2 separate regions of the Homo sapiens genome follow, and region 2 is linked to region 1. A link is an interaction called in ENCODE POLR2A ChIA-PET data of the cell type or tissue named here. Cell type or tissue: OCI-LY7. All regions are shown on one strand. Each heading gives the region's core, and the rest is flanking DNA. Links, peaks and the distances in the headings are about the cores only.

Region 1 (16,958 bases), core at 6,636-11,635:
AGTGTCAGGGGAGGGCTGAGGAGGAAAGTGATGGGCTCAAAGGAACATAAAGGGAGATACACTGACTGCTTGAACAAATATCTCCTGAGCACTGAGATGACCTTGCTGATGGGAGGAAGAGAGGAGAAGAGAGGAAATGGAGGGGTCTAGAACAAACCAGGCCAGAGCTTCCCTGGAGGGGCAGGTAGGTTAGGAAATGCCTTTCAGAAAATGCTGCAGGATTCGGTGACTAATGGTCATATGAGTGAAGATGGACTGGAGTTGGAGATGTGAGTCTGAAGCGCAGAGGCTGGGTGGCTTTGGGGGCAGTGGGCAACATTCATTCCCTGGCCTTGTAAGGCACAGCACAGCCAGTCATCAAGGTGGCCACCCATCAACAGGCTGCTCCCTTTTGTTCTGCATAATTTGGGCACTAAGGAAGCCTGGCTGTTGGTGTGTGGGGGTGTGGGCATGTGGGGTGGCTACATGCTGTTTAGAGACAAGGAAAGGCTGTTTCCTCTCCCTGGCCCTCCGAAACCCCCAACCAACAACCGATATTGAGCGGGGAAGAGGGGTGACGTAGCAGGGGCTGAACCAAAATCAAAAGGACACCTGAAGAGATGCCAGGCCTACGGCAGAGCCCCCACCGCGTCTCTGCAGGCCCCTGCAGGAAGGGGTCCAGCTCTCTTCTGCTCACCCCCTCCCCCAACCCAGCTTGAAGGCCCCCACCCAAAGAAAGAGCGAGAAGCACACAGAAGCACCACGTCAGAGACAAAGGGAAAGGGACTAGGAGAGAAACAGAAAGATTGAGAGAGGTGGGGGAAGAGAAAAAGCCGGAGACCCTGCCAAATTCCGGAGACAAACGGACGGTCAGCCGACAGACAAGATGGCCCACGGGGGTGGGCAGGGAGGTCGGACGGCCGCTCAGAGGGGCAGGTGGACGGTGGCGGCAGGCGCGGGGGCCGGCGGGGCGCGTTGGCGGTTCTCCTGCCACCCCCGGCCCGCTGTCCCGGCCGCTCCGCGCGCCTCATTTCACACCTCGCCGCCCCCGGCCCCGTCTGTGCGGAGCCGGGAATACCCCCGCTGCCCAGACCGCACCTGCTCCTTCCTCGCCGCCCCCTCGCTTCCCGGCGGCCGCCCGCCCCCCAGGGGCCCGCAAGACCCGCGCGGAGCCCGGCCCATCCTCGGGCCCCGGCGCCCACAGCTGGCCGCGGCTGGAGGGGGCGCGCGGAGGGGAGCCCCCGGGGCCTACAGAGGGAGCTCTGAAGCCTGGGCAGCGAGGCGCTCCCGCCCTGGGCCCGGGGCAATGCGGACCTTGGCGCACCGGGCGAGGGCTCCGGCCCGACCGAGCGGCAGCTGCTCCCAGGGAAGGCAGGCGCCGCGGGGGTGGCGGAGGGGTCCGGCGGCCTGGGACGCCGGCCGGAGGGGAGTGAGAGGCCGCTTCACCCGAGGAAGTCAGGCGGCCGGGAGGAGGCGTAGCCGGCTGTGTAGGGCTGGGCGCTCCGTGTGGCCAGAGGGGATGAAGCGGGGTGCAGCGGAGCGAGGGACCCGCGGTGCGCTGGGGCGGCCGCCGGGGCCCGCGCCGAGAGAGACAACGAAATGGACGGAGGGTAGTAGGGTGGCGCCCCCGGGCCGAGGGCCAGCCCAGGTCTGTCCTACCTCTTCAAACGCAGGCTGCCTCCGGCGCCACCGCGGTCCCGGGGGCTCACCAGGCGAGTGGTCTCCAAGCCCCCAGCGGCTGGAGAGGGCTCCATGTTCCCGGTGCCCCGACCGTCTAGGCCCCACCGAGGAAGAGAGAGGCCGGGCCGGCCCCGCGCCAAGTCCGAGCAGCCCGCCGACCCCCGGGATCCCCGCAGGGCGGCGGGGCCACCAGAGTGGAGCGAACTGCAGCGACTGTGGCGCGCGGAGTCCGAACTGCAGATCCCGCTGCCGCCGGAGCCCCGCCCCGCGTGGGGCGAGCTCCCCAAGCTCCGCCTCCAGGCTCCCCGGCCTCTCCCCACCCTTAAGCCCCGCCCCCACTGCCAAAGCCCCATTTCCCCGCGCCAGAGCCCGGGAGCGCCCCGCCACCCGAGTTCTGGAGAACTCCTCATCTCCACAGCCCCGTCCCCCAGGCGAGCTAGCCCCACCTCTGCACACAGTCCCGCCCACCGGTTCCAAGCCTCGCTCCTGAAGCCCAAGAACCTCACGACCAACCTTCGCCCAACGACCACCACTCTGTGCATGCCTGCGCGGGGGTGTCGCCCACCACGCCGTCACCCTGTGGCCGCAACCCTCACGCGGAGGCAGAAACAGGAGCGGACCCATTACCTATCTCCAGAGAACCAGAAAGAACATGAGGTGAGCGGTGACACAGGGAGATTCCAGGGACTCCAGAAACCCCTTTACGGAGAATCTGGGGTCGGAATTCACGAGCCCAGTCTGCTGCCAATCACTGTACCGCGAATGATCATTTATTTTTATACAGAAACATTGGGTGACAAGCTTCCTGCTCTCCTTCAACCCACTGTTATCCCTGCTTTTCAAATGAGTAAACTGAGACCCAGAGGAAGAAGAGTCCAAGGTCATGCAGGCTGTGAATAAAGGGCCCGGCCTGGACCCCCATCCTCTTTCCCTCCCCGGCTCTGGACGCCGCACTGGCAACTGGAGAGCGCTCACAGTTCTCTTACGGGCGGGGGTCCAGTGAAGTCGAGCCGCCTATCTGGTGTCACGGCCACTGTTTATGGAGAGGGGCTGAGGGGCAGCGGGGCAGCGTGTCAGCTAGTGATTCCCATCCTCCACACCTGCAGCGCCCTCCTGGACATTACCGCATTCTGCCTCATTTGGGGGAAACTAAAACCCAGGGGAGGGAGCGACTTACAGCAAAGTCGGTGGCCGAGCCTCAAGTCGAAGCTTCAAATGCTCAATGTTCTCTCCCCTCGCACCTGCCGCCACTGTAGAATGGGAGGGGGTGGGAAGAGGATTGTGCACTCGAAGCTGTGACAGTCTGTGAAGAGGAGGGTCCGTAGGAGGAGGGGAGCGAGTGAGCAGGGATGGGGAAGCGTGGAGGGTGGGAATGGTTAGTGAGCCCAGGCAAGAAACTCATCAGCCGCATCCTTCAGAACACACTGGGCGTCCTGAACTTAGGCTTCTGGGGACAGACACCTACCCTCGATATTGTTATTCCAACGAGCCCAAGAGTGCACTTGCAAAAAAACAAAACAAAACAAAACAAAAACGGGAGCACGTGCCAGATACAGTGGTTGGAAGTGATGGGGTTAACCCGGGAGAGCTTCGCGGAGGAGGTGAGGCTTAAACGGATTAGGAAAGCTGGGCGGCGGGCTGGCTGTTCCGGCGGGGGAGAGTGTGGCTTGGCCCGTGCCAAGGTGTGCGGGCGGCGCGTGCGAAGGGACTGTCCTGCGCCGCTGCTGCAGAGCGGCACGGGAGAGCCACAGGGGCTGCGCGCGCCCTCCGCGCCGTCCCCACCCCCGGCTGCGCCAGCCTCTCCTCCGCGCCAGCCCCCAGCCTCCCCAGTCCAAAGCCCATGAGGGGTGAGGGGGTAAGGGAGCGAGGGGGTCGTTCTCCCTCTAACCTCCCTTTAAGGCGCGGGACTTGACGGACCTCTGTTTCTCCTCGGGTCACAGGGAAGCAAATTGAGGCGGCGAGAGCAGGAAACCACCGGCCAAGTTCACCTTTTCGGGCTACTTATCAGAGCCAAGGTGGAACCCAAGTCCCTGCTTAGCTATGCCAGGGCTCTGGGTACGTCGGGCCCGGCGCCGTCGGTTTTCTAAGCGTCGCACCCATCCTAGGGCTCTCCCCAATTCTGAGAACCCTGGAGCTGGGATGCGCAGCGGCCACCGCGCACTCCGCGGCTCGGATGCGGCAGCCTGGCCCGTAGTGACCCTGGCGGGTGAGCTCGAGAATGGGGAGAAACTGCGGGGTCCTATGCGGGGAAAGGGATTCTTGGCACGGCTCAGCCGATGACGACAACAGGGGACATAACAACAATGGCTTCCTCCGGGATTTCCCTTCCCGGGCAGCCCGCGCGGCCAGCAGCACCGAGTGCCAGGAGGGGGCGCAGACGCCCTCACGTGCCCTGCCCGCCCCTGCCGGGAGCCACCAGGCGGGGAAGGCAGAGGCGCCTCGCAGCGCGTGGCCAAACGTGCCGCCTCCAGAAACCGAGGGCGCCGGCGGTGGGAATACCAACCTTCACTTGAAAATTTATGTAAGGAAAGCTTGGCGGCGAAACAGGATGCTTCCACCTGTTCCTCAAAGAGCTATCAAATGGCCCTGTGAACATCTTTGCAAAGGGTCCTCGCGAATGCCAGGCCTCAAGTGCGATTCTCTGCACTGAGGTCAGGATTTAATCTGGGCTGGAGATTTCAGGCAAATTTTAAAATGTAAGCATGTGGACAAGAGTTAACACCTGACAAGTGCAAGCCAAGCTGAAGAGCATGGACAGAGGAGGCAACCTGGAGGTCCAACTTCTACTCCATGCTCCACTCAGATGTCACCTCCAGGAAGCCTTTCCTGACTTCTCCCAGACTGGGTATGTGTCCCTCCCTGCTTCTCTCAAGGCTCACACTGTGCTTATCTGATCCCAGCACTCACCTCATGGTGATGAAGTCCTTTGCTTGTCTGTCTCCCTGCTACAGGGCAAGCTCCCTGAAGGCAGGAATTGTTTCTTTCTCATCTGTGTCCCCAAACCCCACTAATGGCTGCCACACTGTCCTCAATTAAGCCATCCCAGAAAGGAGGAGCTAGTTGAGTGGAAGCAGGATGGAGGAGGTAGGATTTTAGCTGGTCACAGGGAGAATGAGGGAGGGCAACAGCTTAAATGTCACTGCCTCGGGGAGGCCTTCTCTGGCCCCCACACTAAGTTAATTCTCATGTCATACACTCTCATCGCACAATACTTTTTCTGTTTTGTTCTTTTTTTTTTTTTTTTGGAAACAGGGTCTCACTCTGTTGCTCAGGCTGGAGTGCAGTGGTACAAACATGGCTCACCACAGCCTCGACCTCCTGGACTCAAGTGATCCTCCTGCCTCAGCCTCCCAAAGTGCTGGGACTACAGGTGTGAGCCACCATGCTGGGTCAACACACTGTTTATTTCTTTCAGCACTGATCATACTGTAACTAAATTGTTACTTGGGAATTATTTGTTTCATCATTTGGCTTCCAGGCTACCATAATCTGGTTTTCCTCCTACTTCACTGGCTGTTTATTTTCAGTCCCCTTTGCTGGTTCCTCCCCACCTTCTCAATCTTTTCTTGCTGAATTAGCCTAGGCCTTGGTCACTCTCTTCTCTTTTCTTTCCACACTCACTCCCATGGAGCTATCATCCAGTTTCTGGTCTTTAAATACTATCCAATAACAGCAGAAAGTAATGATTGTTGAAGCTAGATTCTGGGTACATAGAGAGTCACTGTACCATTCTCTCTATTTTTGTATGGGTTTGAATTTTTCTATTAAAAAGGATTAAAAATAGCCTGGCTGGTGGCTCACACCTATAATTCCAGCACTTTGGGAGGCCGAGGCAGGCAGATCACTTGAGATCAGGAGTTTGAGACCATCCTGGCCAACATGGTGAAACCCCATCTCTACTAAAAAATACAAAAATTAGCTGGGTGTGGTGGCATGCACCTATAGTCCCACCTACTTGTGAGGCTGAGGCAGGAGAATCACTTGAATTCGGGAGGCAGAGGTTGCAGTGAGCTGAGATTATGCCACTGCACTCCAGCCTGGATGACAGGTGAGATTCCATCTCATAAATAAATAAATAATAAATGTCATGTGTTTGGTGGTGATTCTCAGATCTCTCACTTGGACTCCAAACTCATATATCCACATGTCAGCTTGACATCCCTTCCTTATTGTCTGGTAGGCAGGCCTATCAAGCTCCATAAGTCTAAAACTGAGCCCCTGATTGTCACGCCATCCTGAACCTTCTCTTTCTGCAGTCTTCCCATGTCAGAATATGGTAACTCCATCCTCCCATCTGCTCAGGCCAGACATCCTAGGGTCATCCTCGACTCCTCTATTTTCACTCTACATCCAAGCTGTCAGCAAATCCTGATCCCGCCCTTGTCCAAACCACTATCATCTGTCTTCTTGATTACTGCAATAGCCTCCTCCATGGTCTCCATGTTTCCATCCTTACTGCCTTATAGTCTATTCTCAACCAAGCAGTTAGGTAAACATAGATCAGATTTGTCACTCCCCATCACACTCAGAGTACCAGCCAGAGTCCTTCTAATGGCCTGCAAGGGGTCCTACGGAATTTAGCTCCTCTGATCTCATTTCACACTTCTCCCACCTCATTCCCCAGCCATCCTGGCCTTCTTGTGAGTCCTACAACACACCAGGTATGCTCCCACCCCAGGGCCTTCACATTTGCTTATCTCACCAGCTGTAATGCACTCTGCCAGATGTGCTCATGACCTACCTCCTCACATGCTTCAGGTCTTGACTCAAATATCACCTGGCCAGGCCCTCTCTGCTTGTCCGTTTAAAAACTGCAACCTGACTGGATGCGGTGGCTCACGCCTGTAATCCCAGCACTTTGGGAGGCCGAGGTGGGTGGATCACCTGAGGTCAGGAGTTCGAGACCAGCCTGGCCAATATGGGGAAACCCCGTCTCTACTAAAAATACAAAAATAAGCCAGGCGTGGTGACATGTGCCTGTAATCCCAGCTACTCTGGAGGCTGAGGCAGGAGAATCACTCAAACCTGGAAGGCGGAGGTTGCAGTGAGCCGAGATCTTGCCACTGCACTCCAGCCTGGGCAACAAACAAGACTCCATCTCAAAAAAAAAAAAAACTCAAAAAACAAAAAAACACTGAAACCTCTCCCTAGACATTCTCTATTTCTATTCCTTGTTTTATTTTTCTCCATAGCCATCATTACCATCTAACATACTGCATATTTTACTCATTTTGTTTACTGTCTGCCCCTCTTGCCAGAATGTAAGCTCCATGATGGCAGAAATTCTGTCTGTTTTACATGCTGCTATATCCCCAGAACAGGGATACTGTTCTGTACTGTACAGTACTGTACTGTACATAATAGTACCCAGTAAATATTTGTTGAAGGTCTTAATGAACTCTGTCTCCCATATTAGGCTCTAATCTATGAGGGAAGAAAAAGAGTTTGACCACTTATCATTGTATCCAAGGTACTAGGCATATATCAGTGCTTGGTTGATATTTGTTGAGTAAGTGAATTGATTAAGGAAAAGAACAGTTTATGTGGAGAAATGGTGTGACAGCAATGGTACAGAGGTGAAGAAAAACAGAAATATTTAGTGCGGAGACCTGTTTGATTGCTGTGAAAGGTTCACTTTAGGCCGGGGGCGGTGGCTCACGCCTATAATCCCAGCACTTTGGGAGGCCGAGGTGGGCGGATCACAAGGTCAGGAGATCGAGACCATCCTGGCTAACACAGTGAAACCCCGTCTCTACTAAAAACACAAAAAATTAGCCAAGCGTGGTGGCGGGCGCCTGTGGTCCCAGCTCCTCCGGAGGCTGAGGCAGGAGAATGGCGTGAACTTGTGCCACTGCACTCCAGCCTGGGTGACAGAGCGAGACTCTGTCTCAAAAAAAAAAAAAAGAAAGGTTCACTTTAGGACAATAGTAGACAATGAGTTTGAAGGGGTAAATTGGCATAAGGTCAGCGTTCACTGCCAGATTTCAAAGGTGGTTTTGCATCCTGTGTGATGCTGTGAGCAAAGTAGTAAGATGGAAGCATGCTTTAAGAACAGTGATCTGGGAGCAGTATCCAGGATGAGGCCAGCAACGGGGAGAAAAGTTAGGAGACTAGGACACCAGCCAGTGTGATATGGAAATCCTTTAACTGGGGTGCATCAAGGCTGTGGGAGCTGAGAAGAAGAGACAAATGAAAGAGAGATTTTGAAAAAAAATTATCAAGTTTTCCTAAATTTGGGGAAAAGAATGAGTCTACAGTCTTACAAATAGTCGTAACATTAACAGAAATGGAGAAACAAACAAAAAAAATAGTCTGGGGGCAAATGATGAATTCAGATTTTAGAGTGTGGTTTTTTTTTTCTTTTTCTTTTTCTTTCTTTTTTTTTTTTTTTGGAGACAGAGTCTTGCTCTGTTGCGAGGCTGGAGTGCAGTGGCACGATCTCGGCTCACTGCAACCTCAGCCTCCCGGGTTCAAGTGATGCTCCTGCCTTAGCCTCCCGAGTAGCTGGGACTACAGGTATGTGCCACCACACGCAGCTAATTTTTTTTGTATTTTTAGTAGAGACGGGGTTTCACTGTGTTAGCCAGGATGGTCTCGATCTCCTGACCTCGTGATCCGCCTGCCTCAGCCTTCCAAAGTGCTGGGCTTACAGGTGTGAGCCACCACACCTGGCCTTTCTTTTCTTTTTTTACAAACCCTGCATGTGGCATCCAATGGAGTGTGGTTTTGAGGCAATGGAACACTGGCATGTGGATGACACCAAAGCACAGTTGTGACAGCAGAAGCCATGGGTGTAGACTGACTCTCTAAAGAAGAGAAGAAAGAGCACAAGCAGAAGCTTAAGGACCAAACTGCAGAGAAAATCCACAGTCAGAATTAGCCAGGCATGGTGGTGCGCACCTGTAATCCCAGCTACTCAGGAGGTTGAGGCAGAAGAATTGCTTGAACCCGGGAGGCAGAGGTTGCAGTGAGCCGAGACCATGCCACTCTACTCCAGCCTGGGTGACAGAGCAAGACTGTCTCAAAAACAAAAAATAAAAAAGAAGAAGAAGAAGAAAAGAAAATCCAGTCAGGACATAAGAGAAGGAAGAGGACCCAGTAAGGGAAACAGCAAATGTATCAGAGATGTAGGAAGAGAACCAGAGAAATGTGCAGAGCTCAATAAATGAGAAGATAGTTGGTGGGTTAAACAGAAAGAAGTGATTTAAGGGCCAAAGTCTCTTCCCAAAACATAACCTGATGTTTTTCACTCCATTTAGTCATTCTGCCTGAAATTTTATCTGTTATTCCTTTTGCATTAATGACAATTAATAACAATTAAGAGGGTGAGGTATTAACTATTTTTTCACTATAATCTAAATTACAGTGTTTTAATAAGATTGCTTTCTATCTACCCTGAGGGATGAGATCATTCTATGAAGGCAATAGTTTTTATTAGAAGTATTAAAACAGAGGAAATGAGAGTGGTAATTTTGGAGTTCTGGCTGCTTGGGAGGACTGGGGGCGGTGTTTTGGATAGCCAGAGGGCAGCATGACGGCACTGGGTAGGAGAACAAGAAAATGGGGTTCTAAGAGGCTGAGGAGAAGGATGTAGAAGCATGGAAAGACACCAATAACAATTTGCAAATCTTAGGGGAGGGGAAGGACCCTGATTTTTCCTTTCTTCCCAGCGACAAAATGAAATGCAACCTCTCTCCTTATAAAATCAGGAGATAGGATAGAAATAGCTAGTATAAAAACAATAGTAATAATAATAAAGCATGTGCCTCGTGCTTTATTCAAATTTAATCCTCATAACAACCCGAAGAGACAGACACTATTATCTCCAGTTTACAGGTAAGACAGGTGCTGTTAGCCTAGTGTTGGGTCTGCAAAGTTTGGGGTTGCAGGTCAGAGAGGACAGGGACATGAAGCAGTCTCCTTTCTAGCTGAAAGTCTTCCACCTCCCATCCTGAGATGTCTGGCCTGGGAAGCAGAGGCAAACACAATTGGGTGGGTGGTGGTGGTTTTGGTCACATGTAGTATACATGCCTTCTGCTGGGGGAGGGGAAAGAGGAACATTACCTGACATCACCCATGAGAGGATGTGAATATCCCCCACAGCTTTGGTCTGTCTGTAGATTTGGACTTTAAAGTAGGAAGGAACAGTCACGGTGTAGATACTGAACTTGGAGTCAGAAAACTCAGGTCAGATCTCACTAGATAACCTTAAGCAGGTCAATCCGCCTTTCTGGGCTGCACTTTCTTCAATTATAAAATGAAGGCGTTGGATTCAAGTTAAATCTCTGAGGTCCCTTCCAGCTCAAAAACTGTACAATTTGAGAACCTGGTGGTTGAATGTGACAAATTGTGATCTCTCTCTCTCCCACTGCATATGTTCCAGAGCGTGGTATTTTGGGTATAAATATGCCAATGTCTGCTGTCTGTATGTGTGTGTATTCCAGCTATATGACTAAAACTTTAGTTGTTTGTGGGTAAACAAGGGATGCTTCTTCGTTTTCTCCATGAGAGACCAAATGGCTCTGAGTGGTAGTAAACAAAAAGATCACTGACTCAAGGTATGATGGGAGGGCAAATGATCCAAGAAATGGTTTTAGTCTGTAATCATTCTTTGGCAGTTATTTTTGGTTTTTTACTTTCATTCTTTTTAAAACCAAATCCAATTAAGTCTTGACATCAACCCTGTGAAATGGCACAGGTTTTTATAGAAGAGGAAAAATAGACTCAGAGATGAAATGATTTGTCTAAGATCACACAGCCTGTGAGGGCCAGAGCCAGAGCTAAGATCTAGGGCTTCTGACCCCTGGCTTGTGTGTTCTTCCTAGGACTGAGCTGCGTGTGAGAAGAGCCCAGGCATAGAACACTCAGTCAAAGAGGCTCTGGTTTCTAGGTAAAGGCAAAGAGGAGAGCCACTGGCCAAAGGAGGCCAGGCCGACTGGGCCGTGCTACTCCCACCTCTGCAGCTTCCTGGCTGAAGTGACATTCTATTCAGAGCAGAGCCTCGCAAGACTTACAGATAACGGCTATTTCAAGAGCCATGAACTGTGATTAGTTAGAATGTCAGAGGGCCATGATAAGAAGTGAAAACATTCTGCAGCCTCTGTCAAGATGCGAAAGGTGTTTACTAACTCTTCTCAGAACCGAATTTGCCTTCTTTCTCAGGGCTCACTTCTATGAAGCAGGGATGCAATCGCCTCTTGGGTTGTTGTGAGGATCCAAAGAGATAATTAGGTAGGAGTGTCTCGGAAAAGCCTCACACTTTTGCTTGTTCATTCAACCAACCAACATTTACTGAACACAGGAAGTGTGTTAGGAACTGGAGGGAATACTAAGGCAAATAAGAAACGGGGAGTTCAGGATCACGTTATTATCTCCCCTCTCACCTTTCTGTATCATGGTTTCTTCTTGTCTAGGACCATATGAGGGAAGATGGGCCCTGTAGTCTTGTCCAATTCCCTAGCTAAGTGCTTCTGTCCCAGGGAATTCTGAGCCCAACCTCCAGGTTACATTGGATCAGCAGACGGCCCTCAGCTATAGCTCATTCAAGAAATCATTCATTCACTCACGTGAGCCAGGCATGACTCTAGGTGCTGGGGATACAATGGTCAACAAACAAACAAGGTCCTTGCCCTCGTGGAGCTGTCACCTGGGGAAGGCAGCTATTTTTTTTTTTTTTTTTGAGACGGAGTCTCACTCTATTGCCTAGGCTGGAGTGTAATGGCACGATCTCGGCTCACTGCAACCTCCGCCACACCCAGCTAATTTTTTTATTTTTAGTAGAGACAGGGTTTTACTATGTTGGCCAGACTGGTCTTGAACTCCTGACCTCGTGATCGACCCGCCTCGGCCTCCCAAAGTGCTGAGATTACAGGCATGAGCCACTGCGCCTGGCCAACAGCAGCTTTTAAATCAATATGCAAATAAACATATGTTCACCAGCTGGGCGTGGTGGCTCACGCCTGTAATCCCTGCACTTTTGGAGGCTGAGGCGGGCAGATCACTTGAGCTCAGGAGTTCAAGACCAGCCTGGGCAACATGATGAAACCCTGCCTCTACCAAAAATATGAAAATTAGCTGGGCATGCTGGTGCATGCCTTTAGTCCCAGCTACTTGGGAGGCTGAGGTGGGAGGATGGCTTGAGCCCAGGAAGTTGTGGCTGCTGAGCTGTGATTGTGTCACTGCACTCCAGACTAAGACCTTGTCTCAAAAAAAAAAAAAAATATATATATATATATGGATAGATATAGATACATATACACAGTGTGTGTGTGTGTGTGTGTGTGTGTGTGTATTTGCAGGCTGTTATGAGGTGAGGAGAGAGGAGTAGAACCCAGTTTAGAAGGCCTCTCTGAGGAGGCCTGAAGCTGAGATCCCTGAAGGATGAGAGGTCAAGCCCTCCAGGCAGAGGGAACAACATGGTCAAAGACTCTTGAAATGGGAGGGAACACGATGTTTTCAAATAACTAACAGGAAAGAGGAAAGCGGTGGAGCAGAGCCCAGAGCAAGTAGGACAGTGGTTCCAGAAAAGATTGGAGAGGGAGGGGCAGGACCACGCTGGGTCTTACAGACTGAGGCAAGGAATTCGTTATAAGTGAACCTCTAATGCCTTCTGCTCTCTCTACCCAGTGCTGGGGAAGAAATGAGCTGGTTTGTTCTGCTAGTTCTGTCCTCCCATGATAGTCATGAAAGCTTGGGGGTTAAAGAAATCTGGCATGAGACAAACCACCATAAAAAAATTATCAGCTTCAGCTTCTTTTTAAGTGAGTGACCTCTAAACTCATCTGACCCAGAGACTATGGACCAGGTGGGTAATGCAAAGGTCTTCATCCCCTCTCCCTGCACTGACCACAGGCCTACAGAAATAAATTCATTAATTCAGCAGTCATCACGTCTGCTACAGATGGACTCCTTAGTTCGTTTGCTTAGATGGTTCTTGAGGTGGAATACTGATTTACAAGTGCACCTCTAATGCCTTCTGCTCTCTCTACCCAGTGCTGGGGAAGAAATGAGCTGGTTTGTTCTGCTAGTTCTGTCCTCCCATGAGTCATGAAAGCTTGGGGGTTAAAGAAATTTGGCATGAGACAAACCACCAAAAAACATTATCAGCTTCAGCTTCTTTTTTGGTGAGTGACCTTCGAAGGAGCTGGCGCAATGGGGGTTGGCGCAATGGCTTCAAGGAGGCTGGCACAATGGCTCACGCCTTCAAGGGGGCTGGCGCAATGGCTCACGCCTGTAATCCCAGCACTTTTGGAGGCTGAGGCGGGTAGATCACTGAGGTCAGGAGTTCGAAACCAGCCTGGCCAACATGGTGAAACCCCGTCTCTACTAAAAATACAAAAAAAATTAGCCAGGCGTGGTGGCAGGCACCTGTAATCCCAGCTACTTGGAAGGCTGAAGCAGGAGAATCACTTGAACCCGGAAGGCAGAGGTTCCAGTGAGCAGACATTGTGCCACTGCACTCCAGCCTGTGTGACAGAGTGAGACTCCACCTCAAAACACAACAAAACAAACAAAAAAAACCTACAAGGTGAGGAAAATGTGCACAAATAACTGTAATAAAAGGAAGAGAGTGATAAAAGCTACAAAAAGGTTAACAGATAAGCATTTTCCAAGTAACAAAGCTTTTTCTACTACATGTTACAGGAGCCATTGAGTGCTCTTGCAAAGAAAACCAGCACTACAAAGTAGTAAATTATAAGTGATGCAAACACTACCTCCTGTAGAAACTCACAGGAAGGGAAGCCAGGTAGAGGCATGCTCCCATGCCAGCAGGTGGGGATACAAATCCTCCTTCTGCTACCTTTCCAGAAGAAAGTTAGCAATAGAGATCAAGAGCGTAAAAAAAAAAGAAAAGAAAAAAGAAAAAAAAAATCATTTCGACCCAATAATTCCACTTCTAAGAATGTATCCTTAGGAAAAAAAATTAGACATTTGTTCAAGGATTTCTGTTGAATTTTCCTTATAAGGTTATTATATTATCAAATAGAAACAACTGAAACAGCCAAGTTGGGTTACATTATGGGACATGCTCATGATGGCATCATATTTAAGTGACGTTTTTGAAGCACGGTAGTGACTTTTGGAAAAGGCTCAATACATCATTTTAATGAGACGTGCAAACTCATCATTACGATATACTAGGAGAAATGCTTTGACAGACGAAGTGGGAACAACTGGGAGAGTGAATGATGGAGTGTCAGGAACAGGGGCATATGAGTTGGGTCTTCCAGGTTGTGGAGGTGTTTCCGGGTGGAAGAGAAGGAGGGACCAAGCGGAGAGCCCTAAGTCCTGAAGACAACTGGGAAGGTAACACACCTCTTAAGAAGGGCATGCAGCAGCCATACCTCTCATCCGCCACGGTCAGCAAACCCATTGTGTTTCCTGGAGTGAGTTGGGCCATCAAGATGGGTGGTGCCCTCCTGCTGGGGAAGAGGGGCTCGGTGGGAATCCCTGCCCCAAGGCCTGGCAGCAACGCTCCTACGCTGCCTTGGGCCGCAGGCCTGCTAAGCCCTCCGCTCTCGCTTCCCTGCGCGCGAAATAAGTCCCAGGGCCAATGTGGCCTCCCCACCCAGTGCTTCCGGGGGCGCCAAAAAACGACCTGCCCAGACCCTCAGCGTCGACGCTGCGCACAAGCGCAGTCAACTGCTGGACCCGGCCGGTGTGAAGTTTCACACCCAAAAGGATGAAGGGCACCCACCTGGCTTAAGAGAACGACTCCCAGGTAAAGGGCCAGACCCAGGTGAGGAGTCGGCACAGGGCCAGAGGTGCCCTGCACACTCAGAGCTCTCCCTTTGAGCTCCTTGCCTTGCTCGGTTCTCCTGGGCCGCAGGCGTCTACCCTGCTCTCTGGGGTTCCGCTGCCTTTTCCTTGCCAGGTCTTTCCCACAGCAACGCCTTTTCTCTTCCTTCTCCAGCCTCTGAGTCCTCTTCCTCCTCTCCCCACTGTCCCACCTCTGAGGGACAGAAGTGGGGTGGTTTGAGAGCAGGAGACTGGAGGGAAGAAGCAAGTCCAGGCCTAGCTGCAAGCACTCCCCACCCCCGCCCCCGCCCCCGCCCCCGCCCCCGCCAGGCTCTAGGACACTTGACTTCTGTTAGGCCTCACACGGTTTGGTCTGAAGTGTTTCTCTCTTAATAGCTGTGGATCGGCGAGGCTCAATGGCTCACGCCTGTAATCTCAGGACTTTGGGAGGCCGAGGTGGGTGGATCACCTGAGGTCAGGAGTTCAAGAACAGCCTGACCAACATGGTGAAACTCTGTCTCTACTAAAAACACAGAAAATTAGCCGGGCGTGGTGGCGTGCACCTGTAATCTCAGCTACTCGGGAGGCTGAGGCAGGAAAATCGCTTGCACCCAGGAGGTGGAGGTTGCAGTGAGCCGAGATCGCGCCATTACACTTCAGCCTGGGCAACAAGAGCAAAAAACTCCGTCAAAAAAAAAAAAAAGAAGAAGAAGTTGTGGAGCTGTCTGATTCCTGATCCTGTCCGTTCAGGCTGGGGCCGCCCTGGTCTTTCAAACCCAGCAGTGAGCTTGGACAGACCCAGAGGTGTTTACTCCAGGTAATAGGAGCTCTAGACAAAATCAGGCTCTTTTCCTGGCTTAGACCTCTCCCTGCTTACAACACCTCTAGGATGTGGGATATCTAGAGGTCTGTGTAGCTGGAGGATGCTGGGAAATGTGAGGAGAAGATGTTTCCTCCTTAAAATTGGAATCTTTCTGATCACCTGAATTCTCCTGCTAGCCACAAATCCCACTCACTCTTATCTTATCCTTGTCCTTCTGTCATCGTTTACCTGCCTAATCCCTGAAGGTAGTGAGTTTCCTGTCACTGGAAGTGCACTTCTCGGTACCCTTACTTGTAGAAGTTCTCACAGATGCTGCTTCTCCTCTGGCTCAGATCATGTCTACTGTGAAGGAAGCAGCACACCGGCTGTCCAAAAGTGAGATGAGCCTCTATGCAGTGCTGGATCTTAAGAAGGGCGCCTCACCTGAAGACTTCAAAAAATCCTACAGGTTCAGACCTCAGCCCTTTATTGATCCTTGGAATTTCCCCCTTAAACCTTTTTCTTTCTGTATCTCTTTTGCTATCTGACTCTTTTTTTTTTTTTTTTTTTTTGAGAGGAAGTCTCGTCCTGTCACAGAGCAGAGACAGAGACTATTGAGAGTGCAGTGGCACGATCTTGGCTTACTGCAACCTCTGCCTCCCAGGTTCAAGCAATTCTCTCACCTCAGCCTCCTGAGAAGCTGGGACTACAGGCGTGCACCACCACGCCTGGCTAATTTTTGTATTTTTAGTAGAGACAGGGTTTCGCCATGTTGGCCAGGCTGGTCTCAAACTCCTGACCTCAGGTGATCTACCTGCCTCGGCCTCCCAAAGTGCTGGGATTACAGGTGTGAACCACTGTGCCTGGCCTACGACCCGTTTGTTTGTTTGTTTGTTTGTTTGTTTGTTTTGAGACAGTCTCGCTCTGTTGCCCAAGCTGTAGTGCAGTGGTGCAGTCTCGGCTCACTGCAACCTCCACCTTCCGGGTTGAAGTGATTCTCCTGCCTCAGCCTCCCGAGTAGCTGGGATTACAGGTGCCTGCCACTATGCCCAGCTAATCTTTTGTATTTTTGGTAGAGACAGGGTTTCACCATGTTGGCCAAGCTGGTCTCAAACTCCTGACCTCATGATCCGCCCACCTTGGCCTCCCAAAGCGCTGGGATTACAGGTGTGAGCCAGTGCTCCCAGCCCTATGACCCATTTTTAAGTTCCAACAAGCCCTCACTTTGGGGCCAAATGGCACCATCACCCTCTTCATTATAGTATGGGAAGGAGTTTAGACCTTGGATGCTTGCCTCCATCCTTTGTACCACATCTCATGCATTCCTTCTGCACTCTCTAGAGACTAATCCATGTCATTCATCGTAAGTCTCCTTCCCCAGCCATTCCGCATTGCTTCCCCACCCTCCTTTTGAGTATCACCTGGGTAGGAAACTGGCCTTGCGGTATCATCCCGACAAGAATCCAGGGAATGCTCAAGCAGCAGAAATATTCAAAGAGATCAACGCAGCTCATGCCATACTGAGCGACTCTAAGAAGCGGAAAATTTACGACCAGCATGGCTCATTGGGAATATATCTGTATGATCACTTTGGTGAAGAAGGCGTCAGATACTATTTTATTCTGAATAGTTGTTGGTTCAAGGTACACAATTCTCCAGGTCCTTTAAGAATAAGGAAAGAAGGGTGACCTTCCTTTCCTTATGACAAATGCTTCTGTTGTCTCATTTTCTGGGTGCCAGGAGGATTGAGGGAGGGAAG
Region 2 (5,000 bases), core at 1-5,000, 62 kb after region 1:
AGCCAGGCGCAGTGGCTCACACTTGTAATCTCAACACTTTGGGAGGCCAATGCGGGTGGATCACTTGAGGTCAGGAGTTCAAGACCAGCCTGGCCAACATGGTAAAACCCCCATCTCTACTAAAAATACAAAAAAAAATTAGCCAGTGTGGTGGTGTACACCTGTAATCCCAGCTACTTGGGAGGGTGAGACATGAGAATCACTTGAACCCAGGAAGCAGAGGTTGCAGTAAGCCGAGATCACGCCAGTGCACTCCAGCCTGGGAGACAGAACGAGACTCCACCTCAAAAAAAAAGAAAAAAAAAAGAAAATGTTCGCTAACTCTGCCCCAAGACAAAGAGAACAGGCAAAAAGTCAAAAGCAACACAATGTTGCTAGGTGCAATGGCTCATGCCTGTAATCCTAGCACTTTGGGAGGTAAAGGCAGGAAGAACACTTGCACCCAAGAGTTTGAGACCAGCCTGGGCAATATAGTGAGACCCCACCTCTAAAAAATAAAAAAAGGCCAGGCACGATGGCTCATGCCTGTAATCTCAGCACTTTAGGAGGCCAGGGTGGACATATCACCTGAGGTCCAGAGTTTGAGACCAGCCTGAACAATATGGTGAAATCTCATCTCTACTAAAAATACAAAAATTAGCTGGCCTTTGGTGGTATGCACCTGTAATCCCTGCTACTCAGGAGGCTGAGGTGGGAGAACTGCTTGAACTCGGGAGATAGAGGTTGCAGTGAGCCAAGATCATGCCACTGCACTCCAGCCTGGACCCCACAGACCCTGTCTCAAAAAAAATAAAATAGCCTGGTGTGGTGGCGCATGCCTGTAGTCTCAGCTACTCAGAAGGCTGAGCCACTCAGGGAATGAATGCAGCACCTATGAACCTTTCTTGAAAAAGTTTGTTGACGATGAATTATAGCCATGCAATATAAATAATTCAGCAATTGGAGGGGAGACTAAGATAAATGGACTGGTAGAGGCACTCAATCAAGTTTAGGAATTAAGAAAGCAGAACAGCATCGAGAATCATGTACCTTGACAATGTAAGAATAATACCACCAAAAGAAAAAACATGGCGAAAGGGATGATAAAAAGACGTGTAAGAGTGCTAATTTCCTTATCTTCCTAGCAGAAAGTCTACTTATATCTAAAAACAACACTGTCATTTTGTTTTTGAAACGGAGTCTCACTCTGTTGCCAGGCTGGAGTGCAGTGGCACGATCTTGGCTCACTGTAACATCTGCCTTCCAGTTCAAGCGATTCTCCTGCCTCAGCCTCCTGAGTAGCTGGGACTACAGGCACGCGCCATCCTGCCCAGCTAATTTTTGTATTTTTTAGTAGAGACAGGGTTTCACCATGTTGGCCAGGATGGTCTCGATCTCTTGACCTGGTGATCTGCCCGCCTCGGCCTTCCAAAGTGCTGGGATTACCGACATGAGCCACCACACTTGGCCAATAACACTGTCATTTAAAAATAACAATCTAGGCCAGGCATGGTAACTCTCATTTGTAATCCCAGCACTTTAGGAGGCTGAGGCAGGCAGATCACTTTGAGCTCAGGAGGTGAAGACCAGCCTGGGCAACATGGCGAAACCCCGTCTCTACAAAAAATACAAAAATTAGCCAGGCATTGTGGCTCGTTCCTGTAGTCCCAACTACTCCAGAGGCTGAGGCTGGGGCATTGCTTGAGCCCAGGAAGTCCAGGACGCAGTGAGCCAAGATCTTGCCACTGCACTCCAGCCTGGGTGACAGAGTGAGACCCTATCTGAAAATAAAACAAAACAAAACCTAATAACTCCAACTACTTAATATTATTTGTAACTTATTTATAGTCTTTTTAATTCTAAAAGTATCTTGGAGGAACTAGTGTCGCTTATAGTGAAGGAACATTCATCAGGAGCTTAGCCAATATTTCAGTGTGACTTTAGTGTCTTTTTCTTCTATAAAATTAAGATATAATTAAATTTAATACATTTTTAGAATACTTTACACAGTATGATCCCATTTATTTAGTTAGTTAGCTAGTTAGTTAAAGATGGGGTTTCACCATGTGGCCCAGTCTCCAACTCCTGGGCTGCGATCCTCCTGCCTCAGCCTCCCAAAGTGCTGGGATTACAGGTGTGAGCCACCATGCCTGGCTGATCCCATTTTTATAAAACTCTTTCCTCTAATCTTTCTATTTTTATCTATAAAGAACTGCATGAAATGATGTTCCTCACTTTTTAATTTTTTAAAAATTTTATTATTTTTAGTTTTTTTTTTGAGACAGAGTCTCGCTCTGTCCTCCAGGCTAGAGTACAGTGGCACCATCTCGGCTCACTGCAAACTCCGCCTCCCGGGTTCACGCCATTCTCCTGACCCAGCCTCCCGGGTAGCTGGGACTACAGGAGCCCGCCACCACGCCCGGGGAATTTTTTGTATTTTTAGTAGAGATGGGGTTTCACCGTGTTAGCCAGGATGGTCTCGATATCCTGACCTCGTGATCTGCCTGCCTCGGCCTCCCAGAGTGCTGGGATTACAGGCGTGAGCCACCGTGCCCGGCCTAAAAATTTTATTATTTTTTTGAGATGGAGTCTCCCTCTGTTGCCAGGCTGGAGTGCAGTGGCATGATCTTGGCTCACTGCAACCTCCGTCTCCCAGCTTCAAGCGATTCTCCTGCCTCAGCCTCCCCAGTAGTTGGGACTACAGGTGCAATCTATGACACCCAGCTAATTTTTGTATTTTTAGTAGAGACAGGCTTTCACCATGTTGGCCAGGATGGTCTCCATCTCTTGACCTCATGATCCACCTGCCTCAGCCTCCCAAAGTGCTGGGATTACAGGTGTGAGCCACTGCACCCGGCAAAATTTTATTATTTTTAATGATGAGGTCTCACTAGGTTGCCCAGCTGGTCTTGAACTCCCAGCCTCAAGTGATTCCCTCCCATCTTGGCCACCCAAAGTACTGGAATTATAGGCATGAGCCACCACACCTGGCCGGCATCTACTCTTTTTTTTTTTTTTTTTTTTTCCAGACAGGATCTCACTGTTGCCCAGGCTGGAGTGCAGGGGTGTGATCTTGGCTCACTGAAACCTATGCTTCCTGGGTTCTCAGGCCTCAGCCTCCCAAGTAGCTAGGACTCCAGGCATGTGCCACCATCCTGAGCTAATTTTTTGTATTTTTTTGGTAGAGATAGGGTTTCGCTGTATTGGCCAGGCTGGTCTTGAACTCCTGACCTCAAGAGATCTGCCTGCCTCAGCCTCTCAATAGGATGGGATTATAGGCGTGAGCTACCGCGCCTGGCCCAGCATCTATGTACTCTTAATTTTTTTCTGAGTAGAAATAGTCTAGTGACTTATTTCTTTCTATTTTTTTTTTTTTACATTGCTTGAATATTTCTAACTATATGTCCAGTATTGAACCACCAAAGAAAGAACCAAAAAACAAGCATATATAAAAAATTTAAAGAGCAATAGTTCCTTATGTTTTATTTTGGTTTTTTTACCATTATAATATCCAGCAGCTAGGTGTTGGTGGGGCCTGGTAGGCATCCAGGCCAGGCTAAGGCACTGACCACACTCAGAGGGGTCTGTAGCTTGCATAGACCCCACCTGCAGAGTTGCCACACATTGTACCTGCAGGGAAAGAAGAGATGGGACTAGGGTTAGGGACACCTACACTGTTTGGAACGAAAGCTCAAATCAGTGCTTAATCCAGCAGGATGAGGGTATTTTTCAGAAGTATAAGGAGACTCACTGTGGAATCAGCAAGGTGAGGCTCTAAGAAGATGGAGCCTCAGCTAAGGTAGCAGGTTCCTCACTCACCTTATATATGGCAGGCTTCACTGCATCTGTGAGGAAAAAGAGCAGGAACTAACTCTATGGATCCCAAGGACTCAGCAGGTCTTACTCTGTCACCCAGGCCCGAGTGCAGTGGCATGATCATGGCTCACTGCAGCCTCCAACTCCTGGGCTCAAGCAATCCTCCTGCCTCAGCCTCCCAAAATGCTGGGATTATAAGTGTGAGCCACCATGCCTAGCCAGGCCTTGCCTTTTTTTTTTTTTCCTTTAGACCTCCTCTGTGGACACAGGCCTTCTCTTAAATCAGCAACCAATCCTTTGAATAATGACATTCCCTTATCCTTTATTGAGAAAGTCCTTATCTTTTCATCACCAAATTTATGAACCTACCTCTATCTGTTCCCATCTTCTTTCCTTCTGTTACACCTGATAGTATCCTTCCTCCTATCAGAAGAGCAATCCCTTCACTCTACTCTCTTCTCATCCTCTAGCACCTTTTCCAGAACACTGCTCATTCTGTTATCCTCCTTCCTCCTGTGTCATCCACTTGTTCCCTCCCTAGTCTAGGTCACTCCCATATTGCTATGTGAACATGCCCTAATGTCTCCTATCCAAATAAAGGGACAAAACCTTCCTTTATTGACCACACTTAGGCAATCCACCACCCTCAATTACTGGTTCCCCTTCACAGCGAAATTTTTTTTTTTTTTTCAGACAGCATCTCACTAAGCCGCCCAGGCTACAGTGCAGTGGCACAATCTCAGTTCACTGCAGCCTCAACCTCCTGGGCATAAGTGATCCTCCCACCTCAGCCTCCCAAGTAGCTGGGATTACAGGCATGCACCACTATGTTCGGCTACTTTTAAAAATTTTTTTGTCGAGACGACATCTCATTATATTGCCCCAGCTGGTCTCAAACTCCTAGGCTCAAGCAATCCTCCCACCTAGGCCTCGCAAAGTACTGGAATTAAGGCATGGACCACCATGCCCAGCCCCACAGCCAAACTTCTTGAAAGAATGGTCTATATTTACTATCTTTACTTTCTGACCTTCTATTACCTCCTCAACCCACTCCACCAGACCACCACATATGGGACTTCCCAGGGCTCCAGCCTGGGTGCCCTCTTCTTTAAATACTCAGTACTAATGAAAAATAAATTCAACATATAGGAGCTGCCTTTTCCTGACTCCTCCCTCCTTTTGCTCATCTTCAGCTCTCTATTCCA

The links. ChIA-PET counts read pairs that join two places held together with the same protein. Peaks named below come from ENCODE experiments on the same cell type or tissue, not always from the same donor. Only the 100,000 strongest peaks of a DNase experiment are listed, where the experiment ranks them.
Region 2: POLR2A ChIA-PET joins it to region 1 with 5 read pairs; 7 of 35 experiments call an interaction of 5 or more read pairs at or near these places.

The regions. Positions count from the first base shown.
Region 1 is chr2:27,261,174-27,278,131 of GRCh38, forward strand. It overlaps SLC30A3 (solute carrier family 30 member 3), which reads right to left and starts at 1,874. Exons shown (of 8, transcript NM_003459.5): 1 at 1,639-1,874. The coding sequence starts at 1,733. DNAJC5G (DnaJ heat shock protein family (Hsp40) member C5 gamma) reads left to right here and starts at 14,260. Exons shown (of 7, transcript NM_173650.3): 1 at 14,260-14,380; 2 at 14,933-15,214; 3 at 15,553-15,668; 4 at 16,581-16,842. The coding sequence starts at 15,556. RefSeq lists silencers at 1,429-1,588, 1,639-1,818, 1,839-1,908, 3,383-3,472, 4,003-4,112. In OCI-LY7, for the core only: no CTCF peak of the experiment used is centred there; a DNase peak (open chromatin) is centred at 9,738.
Region 2 is chr2:27,330,176-27,335,175 of GRCh38, forward strand. GTF3C2 (general transcription factor IIIC subunit 2) reads right to left here. Exons shown (of 19, transcript NM_001035521.3): 11 at 3,799-3,824; 12 at 3,480-3,609. Among named protein-coding and RNA genes, the nearest start is that of GTF3C2-AS1, 2.9 kb to the right of the region's middle. In OCI-LY7, for the core only: no CTCF peak of the experiment used is centred there; no DNase peak of the experiment used is centred there.